Linked DNA regions of Mus musculus: region 1 is linked to region 2. A link is a loop called in an ENCODE intact Hi-C map of the cell type or tissue named here. Cell type or tissue: heart. All regions are shown on one strand. Each heading gives the region's core, and the rest is flanking DNA. Links, peaks and the distances in the headings are about the cores only. Region 1 has its middle 23 kb from the start of Gm36905. Region 2 has its middle 16 kb from the start of D430001F17Rik.

The links. Hi-C counts contacts between places; a loop is a spot of excess contacts. Peaks named below come from ENCODE experiments on the same cell type or tissue, not always from the same donor. Only the 100,000 strongest peaks of a DNase experiment are listed, where the experiment ranks them.
Region 1: it touches region 2 in a loop (2.0-fold over the local background); 4 of 42 quality-filtered maps call a loop at or near these places.

What each region holds. Positions count from the first base shown.
Region 1 is chr16:92,017,718-92,022,109 of GRCm38, forward strand. No RefSeq gene overlaps it. Among named protein-coding and RNA genes, the nearest start is that of Gm36905, 23 kb to the left of the region's middle. In heart, for the core only: a CTCF peak has its summit at 1,912; no DNase peak of the experiment used is centred there; H3K4me3 peaks cover 1,188 bases; H3K27ac peaks cover 2,061 bases.
Region 2 is chr16:91,968,166-91,972,557 of GRCm38, forward strand. No RefSeq gene overlaps it. Among named protein-coding and RNA genes, the nearest start is that of D430001F17Rik, 16 kb to the left of the region's middle. In heart, for the core only: no CTCF peak of the experiment used is centred there; DNase peaks (open chromatin) are centred at 1,556 and 2,506; H3K27ac peaks cover 1,479 bases.

The DNA.
Region 1 (4,392 bases), core at 328-4,327, 50 kb after region 2:
TCTGGCCCTCTGCAAGAGCACTCCATGCTTTTTACTGACTGAGCCACCTCTCCAGCTCCATCACTGATGCAACTTCACAAACAAAGCCAAAAAGCTTTCAAGCAATGGTTGGTTGGATTTCCCAGACTTGGGGCGCTGGCTTCATATAGTCTCACTTGGCAGATAAACTCACAAGAGAGAAGCAGAAAGCGTCACAAGGAACTAGGAAAGGCCTCCTCTTCCTATTTGAGTCAAGCACTAACTCCAAGGCATGTTCTGGCCACACCCTTGCTCCCCACTAGTGAGGAAAGACAGAGTTCTCTGCACTTGGGTCCACGATCACCGGGAAGGATGGTTCAGCACAGACCTCTGGGTTAGCCTCCAGGAAGCAAGTTAGTTCCTGGAATTCTTTGCTTACATTTGTTTGACTAATTTTTTTTTCTTGTGACACTGAGGCCAAGGGGATACTTTTCTAGGGGTGTCTTAGGGTTTCTAACAAACATCATGACCAAAAAGCAAGCTGGGGAGGAAAGGGTTTATTGGGCTTACACTTCCATACTACTGTTCATCACCAAAGGAAGTCAGGACTGGAACTCAAGCAGGTCAGGAAGCAGGAGCTGATGCAGAGGCCATGGAGGGATGTTCTTTACTGGCTTGCTTCCCCTGGCTTGCTCATCCTGCTCTCTTATAGAACTCAAGACTACCAGCACAGAGATGGTCCCACCCACAAGGGGCCTTTCCCCCTTGATCACTAATTGAGAAAATGCCTTACAGCTGGATCTCATGGAGGCATTTCCTCAACTGAAGCGCCTTTCTCTGTGATAACTCCAGCTGTGTCAAGTTGACACAAAACTAGCCAGTACAGAGGGATATACATATAACTAAAACCCTTTGCTTTTATTATATTAGATGCTATGGTGGCACATACCTTTAATCCCAGTACTTGGGAGACAAAAGTAGGCAGCTGGCTGTGAGTTTGTGACCAGCTTGTTTTATAGAGTGACTTCCAGGGTAGCCAGGGCTATGTAAAGAGACCCTGCCTCAACTGTCCCCCAGAGACATTTCTAAAAAGGTGTAGTAGTGTACCATTTTTCCCCTTCTGAAGTTTGTTTCTAAGGGTGTCTTGTTGTCTTTCATCTTAAGAAAATTGTCTAGCTTTTATTTCTAAGTAAAAATTTTCCATAGTTCTCAAACAGAAAGGAAAAACTACTGCAGAGAATTTTCTTTTCTCTCTTCTGCATTGCAAGGAACTGTGGTGGTTAAAGAACCCACCTCCTAAAGGCGCCCAAGCATTTGTGTTCTTTGAATCGGAAGAATGGAGGGAAATGGAAGTTTCTAGGGGCCCTGTAAAATGGGAGCAGGATGCAGGATGCAGGTATCATGAGGAGCAGGGTGAGCTGCAGGAGTTTCTAACTCCCTGAGAAAGCTTCTTCCCCCTAGAAAGACAAAAATGTTTATCCCTTGTCTCTTCTATTCAGTCTGAGGGACGCAAAGCCCTGTCTCCTTGCAAAGCATCCAGGCTGACTTTTGCTGTCTTTGCATCCATTCCACAAACTGCTCTTCATCCAAATAGTTAACTCTGCTGCCTGAGGACCCGGGGTGGAGGTCGGAAGGAAGCCACCAACACAAAAGCCACAGAGCAGCAGTTCCGCTTGCTTGCTTGCTTGCTCGGAGGTGCTTATGGAGACAGAAACTCGAGAAAACAAAGGGACCGAGTATGTGAACTCGCAAATCCTCCTCACATGCCGATGGTTGGTGGGTGGCAGGAGCAGCGTTTAGTTCCCTGCAGTGGGCGGTTTTTTTTTTTTTGTTTTTTTTTTTTTTGTTTTTTTTTTTTTATGGCGCCCAGTGACAAAGAGCCAAAGAGGATAAGAGCCCTGAGAGCCCAAAGTGGAAAACTACCAAGTTCCGCCGCCAGCCCAGCATCGTCACCTCACCGAGTGAGCACAGCGGGGGCTCAAGCCATCAAAGCTCGAAGCAAGGGAGACTCTGGTGGGGTCATCGGTACACCCCGTGGCCCAGCCCCGCACCACACAAGGCAGCGTTTGTTCCTCAGTTTTCTCATACTTGGCTCCTTTTGTTTCAACTGACTGACAAATTATCAAGTGTGGGTCGACCAGTGGATGGAGATTTCAATTATTGCTAACTAGTTCCTGCCATCTTCTTTTAGGAACCCCACAGGGTAAAATTAACATATTGAGGAGGCAACTACAGCTCAGAGAAGAAAGTCATTCAATTGATCTCAGCTCTGTGGTCCTCTGAGTGGATCAGCTAAATGCCTACTTGGAGGAGAGCATTAAATGTCCTGAAAAATAGCTTTAGAACATGAGCAAACTGAAGCGGCTACATCAGAGGTTCTAAAATATCTCACGTGTGTGTGTGTGTGTGTGTGTGTGTGTGTGTGTGTGTGTGTGCGTGTGTGTTTGAGTCAGCGTTAGCAATTGGTAACCACTTTCTGCGGTGATGAATCCATGGGACCCAGGGTAGAGCAGTGAAAACTGAACACACACACTTCAGCCAGAATAGCAGTAGCTTACACATTGGTGAAGGAAGGCAGGAGAGCTCTCTGGAAAGCTTACTGCTTGTGGAGATGTGAGGACCGGGGTTGAAAGTCTGTCAGTGACAAACCTGATTGAAGGCCTCAGGGATCTTGCCTTTCTCAAACAGGACAGTGGTGGAGAACGTGAAGTCCATCACTATAGGTACCATTCAGTTTTATATGACAAATGACCTAAGTTGCCAATTGATGTGTTTGCTCAACAAACATATAGTAAGCACTACTAAGGAGCAGGGCATATTTAATGGCAGACCAAGTGTCGTCGTCGTCGTCGTCGTCCCCCCCGCTTCCCCGCGGCCCCCCTCAAGTTGTGAGTGGGCAGCTTTGGCGTGGGTGGTAACACGTGGGTGGAACGTGGAGAGATGGAGGGAGGTAAGCTGCATGCATCGTGAAGGCTATGTTGGCAAATCTGATTTTGTTTTTGTTTTTGGTTTTTGGTTTTTCGAGACAGGGTTTCTCTGTGTAGCCCTGGCTGTCCTGGAACTCACTTTGTAGACCAGGCTGGCCTCGAACACAGAAATCTGCCTGCCTCTGCCTCCCGAGTGCTTGGATCAAAGGCGTGCGCCACCACGCCCGGCGCTGCAAATTTTTATCCTGAGGGTCAAAAGGACGTTCAAATAACCAGCTATGGAAGGGAAGGTGAGACCTGGTTTCTTCACAAACGGGGAAGTTCTGTTCATGTCCAGGTGAGTGGACGGTCCTCCATAGTGATTGGCAGCGGAGAACGACGGAGAGAGAAGGCTCTGTGAGGAGAGGAAGAGCAGAGTCAGAGTCAAGGAGCAGCATGGGTGATGGTGCGATTCATGAAGGTGAGCCTGCGGAGGAGGCAGGACAGGTTAAGAATGGAGAGGGTTTAGGTGGCCCATCCGTCCTGTATTAATTCATTTCCTCATTCCTGTAGCATAATATCTGACCACAGCAACTGGAGGAAGGGAGGGTTGCTCTAGCTCAAGGCTGGAGGGAAGTCCCTCTGGGGGAAGCCCTCATGGAGGGGACATGGTGGCAGCTGTGAGGCTGCTCATCAAATTTCACCCATAGTCAGAAGACACGGTGACAGAGACTTCCACTCAGTTACCTTTTTCCTTTTGTTCAAGCTACGACCCCAGCACTTAGAACAGCACAGATTAAGGACCGTCTTCCCACCTCGGTTAATCTAGACTAAGTAGTCTAGATAATCTCTTACGGAGGTGCCCAGAGATTTGTCGGTAACAGTGATATGAAATCCTATCAACTTAACAATCAAAATAAACCGTCGCATAGCTAAATGTTTTGTGAGCACGTATACAGGTGGGTCAGCCTATACCCATCTGTTATATCAAAGCCACAGGGACGTGTGGCTTTCCAGAAAACTCTACTGCCTTCTTGCACCAATGTTTTGTATTCCTACAATGAAATGCCAGAGGCAGCCGACTCAGTAGAGAGGAGAGATTTACTCTCGCTCACACTCCTGGCACTTCGAAGGCATGGTGTGGATTCAGTTCTGGTGAAGATCTCATGGCACGGGGCAGCTGGTGGAGCCTAGATCACAGAGGGCACCAAGAAGCCGAGTGAGTGAGCCAGACGGCCCTGACCTTACTTCCCTTTGAGAATACCCCACAATAACCCAGAGCTGGGCCACTAGCTCCTCCCACCACCTTAAAAAACCCCGCCTACTGCCTTCCCCTTGGGCCCCTGGAAACCAAGCCTCCAATCATGGACCCTTGGGAGATACGCAACCACAACTGGGTGGTTTGGAATTGTCCAGATAACTGAGAAAAGGGTATGCCCAGGGAAAACTCCATCAAAAAACTTTTCCTAGAAGGATAAGCAAGGGGGGCGGGGAGGAAGACTAAGGAAGAAAATAGGCAAGTTTTAGA
Region 2 (4,392 bases), core at 220-4,219:
AACTTGTGGCCACAGAGTCTAGAAATCTGTGGAATACTAGGCAAATCCATTCTGAATAATATCTTGTTTAAGCAAGAAAGGACAGTTATCAATCAGAGGATGGGTTCTGTTAGACAAAGACGGCCGTTCTCATGGGGATACATGAAAACTCATTAGAACACATTAGACACATTAGAAGCTCTTACAGGTGTGCATAGTTAGTATTCTGGGCATGGGGTGGGGGAGGGGTCGGGCTGCTGCTGAATAAACCAGAAGTTGCTGCATCCTGCAAAAGAGGACCAGACCTTAGTCATGAGATTTGTACCACATTGGATGGACACACATAAGAAGATAACATCTATATGCAAATATTTGATCTTCATGTTGTTTTCTGGTTCTATTTGAAAATGACAGGAGAGAGTATCCAGAAACTTTAGAACCTATAAAACTGCCAAAATTGAATATTGCATATGCATGTGTGTATGTACGTGTGTGTATATGCATACATGTAAGGATATTAGACAAAATAGGGGAGGTGGTTCAGTGGGCAAAGCACTTCCCATGCAAACAGGACGACCTGTGTTCGTATCCCCAGCACTCACATAAAAGCTGGGTGTAATGGTATTGTCTGACCCAGCTAGGAAACAAAAGAGATGCTGACGGAGTAGTTGTTTCTCTCCTTAGGAAGGAGACGGGGCTTTTACACAGCTGCACGTGGTGCACACGATGCTGCCTTGTGATGCGCACAATGACGCTGATTTTCCATGTAGAGCGTAGCCATTCATGGCCATCTACAATGCTGCCCTTCCACCGTGTGCCTGATGAGACTGACCATTTCCTGTCATCTGTCAGCACTAGACAGTTTGTATGGGACTTCAGGGTGAAGGGCGATCACACCACCATTTCCTTTAGGGCAAAGTTATGATGTCATTCTCATCAATTCTTCTTCTTATACCTATAGACATGACCACCTACTGCAGCGCAGTCTGGGAAATGTAGTCCTCAGCCACCCAGACGGATGTTGTCCACATTGACTAAGATTTTGGATTTCTTCATATTTTGGAATATTTGCATATACTTAAAGGAAATTTGGGAGATGGGGGGGGCTGGGTCTAGATACAAAATAATGTGTTTCATATTTACCTGAAGGAAATTTTATACAGTGTTTTCAATAATAATTTGAAGCAGTAAAATAGAAATTCTGAGTTTTTGAGGGATTAGGGATGCACAGCTTATACGACTGCAGGACAGAAGAGCAGAAATTTGAGGGTAAAGTCTGGAGCCAGTCAGAACCCCACAGGAAAGCAAAAGTGATCATTACCCCTCAGAGGGGCTATTTGCCAGGCCCCCTGAGCAGCAGGCCCATTGTCCAAAGGCAAAGTCCCTGAGAGGCAGAAGGTAATTTAGGAAATGAGTCAGGCTCCCTGCCTGACTCATACTTTGAGCATCCTGGAGAGAAAAGCAGCCATACACCCATTTGGGGCTTGGGGTTTAGCATGTAATAATAATAATGACTTTGGCACTAAGAATTTCCTGAGGGTTAATGAATGACTGGCTTGGATTAAAAGCCTGAATCGCTGCTGAAGCTATCAACTCTTCCAGCTCCGTGTTAATCTACAGGAAACGTTCGGTACACCAGTGGTTACAACTTCAACCTTGCACAGTAAAAATGAATGCATGCTTCATTGAGACGTAGGGGAGCGAGCTTGGTCACTATTGTGTGTGGTCAGCATGCAATTCTTCTCCAGGCTCATTTCCTGCCTTTCCTTCCTTGTTATTTCTGGTGTAGTGGTGGCTGCGGGCTCTCCAGATTAGCTCCAACCCCGCCCCCATCCCTGCCATTCACAGTGCGATTTGTAGCCCGACTTCCACACTCAGGTTTGCCTCTCCAGCTGGAGTGGGAACTCCAAAGGCAGAGACAGCCAGAGCACTCTCAGATCCACGGAGCCCAGAGACAACACACTACTGAGACCTTCATAGCAGAACAAAGGCCAGAGGGATGGCTCCGTGGCTGAGGGTGTGTACTGCTCTTGCAGAGGACCTGAGTTCAGTTCCTAACAGAAGAGTGAAGGCATCTTGAATGACCCGTCACTTTTCCAGCGGATGATTTGCAGCACACCGGAGGGCCTTGTGTGTAGCTGTATTTAATGTGTTACATCTCAGCTCCTTGAGTTTCCCAATGGCAGAGGCAAGGGTGAAGAGGTAGCTGGAAATGAGGGTGATGGGTGCTGTCTTAGTGCTGGTTGGGAAGAGAGACCAGGGATGTGTAGGACAAATGGTCCCATCTGGGACTTGTGGGGACTTCTTCCCTAGCCATGGAGCCACTGACAGAACAAGTATGTTCCCTTCACTGAGTCCCCACTGTCCTGTTCGGGCCACCAGAGTTTGCAGCTGCTGGCACCTTTCTGTGCCAAGTGACTTAGACTTCTGCCTTTCTGTCCTGTGTGTAAGCATCTGAGGGGACCTACCAGGCACAGAGGCAAGATGTGGGTCCTGAGCCAAGCTATCACCAGTACACTTCATTACTGGCGAGCTGAGCAATGAGGTGGTGCTGGCCAGGCCTGGCGCTGGGGGATGGCCACCCCTACCCCTGTGAGAGCAGCAGGCGGAGAGGCCAGACAAGGACATTGTTGGTGACCATGCAAATGCTGGTGGCTTTTAAGCTCAGGGTGGAGAGCCTTGAAGTAGGAAACCAGCAGACCTAGGGAGCTAGGAGTGGGATCGAGGGCTCAGATAATGTCCCTTTCCTACTGTTGTTTTCATGAGCGCTGATAAGAGGACTTCAGAATTCGGGGGGCGGAGCCCCGGAAGGATGGGGGGGAGTACAGGGAGAACACTCCAACTCTCATTTCCTGGGGTCTGTTAAATGAAACACTGCTGTGTTCTGGCCTTCTTATTCTTCTCTTTCAAATAATGACATAAGACATATTGTGAGCTCTCAGTAGTGTGAAGTCATCATACCTAAGCAGTTGCCCACCAGACATGGATTTGCATGTAGACATATAGGTTAAGTCATGTTTCTCTAGCCAAGGCAGCAGGGCAGAGTGGAAATTTCATATCTAAGAAAGCACTGGTGGGCTGGAGAGATGCCTCAGGTGGGAAGGCGCCTTCTGTGTAAACCTGAGGACCTGATTTTGGGTCCCCAGCGCCCCTGGCTAAGCTGCACATGGCAGCGTGGGGAAGTGCAGGTAACCCCAGCACGGGGTGCGGGGGGGGGGTGTAAGTGGGAGAGGAGGACTCAAAACCTCAAAACTTAAGATGAGGAACAATCAGGAAAAGAAAGACGCCAGATGTTGCTATCTGGCCTACACACAGCAAGCGGCACACATGCTCCTGTGTGTACATCCCCGTGCATATGTAAATACAACACACACACACACACACACACACACACACACACACACACCAACATACGGAAGGAGTGTTATGGTAAATTTCCCCTCCAGATATGTTGAGGGGCAGACACTGTGTAACACTTATTCGCACCTGGAATGTCTATCAAAGGCCCAGGTGTTAAAGGCTTGTTTCTTTGTTAAAATTGAAAATCATGAAGCCCTGGGAGGTCTTACTGCACTGGGAGAATTGCTTCTAGGAGGACCTGTCTCTTCCTCTCTCTTCCTTCTCATGAGGTCAGCCCTCCCCATGCATGCTCTTTGCATAGTGTGCCACTTCGCCAGCCACACATGCCAAACCATGGAGCCAGACAACACGGGCATAAACCTTGCCCTCTTTTCAAGCTGATTGTCTTAAGGGTTTTATTACCGTGACAGAGAGCTGGCAGAAGTCTTTTCAGTGAGGGCTGTAAGAACATAGGAGAGGCTGGCTGGATATGATGGCACACGCTTAAAATGTCAACACTCGGGAGACTGAGGCAGGAGAATATGAGTATGGAGCCACTTTGAGCTAGATAGTGGGAAACATCTTTTAAACTATTTTTGACGATTCATTTTACTATTTCATGTGCAGCGCATGTGTGCCTGGTGTCCCCGGCGATCAGAAGAGGGTATCAGATTCTCTGGGACTGAAGTTGCAGATGGCTGTGAGCCACCATGTGGGTGCTGATCCTTCGTAAGAACTCTGACTGCTCTTAACTGCAAAGCCACCCCTTCAGTCCCATGACCGTGCCTCTAAAGATAAAAAGGGAATTTTTTTTCCAGCCCTGAAAATAAAGGAGAAAATTCAACATGCACCAGGAGAGCAAAGCCCAAAGGGTGGGCTCTTACACCAAAGGGACCAGCTTGTCTGAGAGCCCGCATTAGCCTGTTCTTGCTTTCAGAAGTGCTTCCAGTGAAGTTGGCCTTCAGGGCCTGAACTCTAGTTGTAGCCAACTAGTCTATTGACACTCTGATATTAGCAGGGCTCACAACGGACAGTAATTTTGTTTTCTTTCCATTTCTGTGTCAAGTCAGAAAA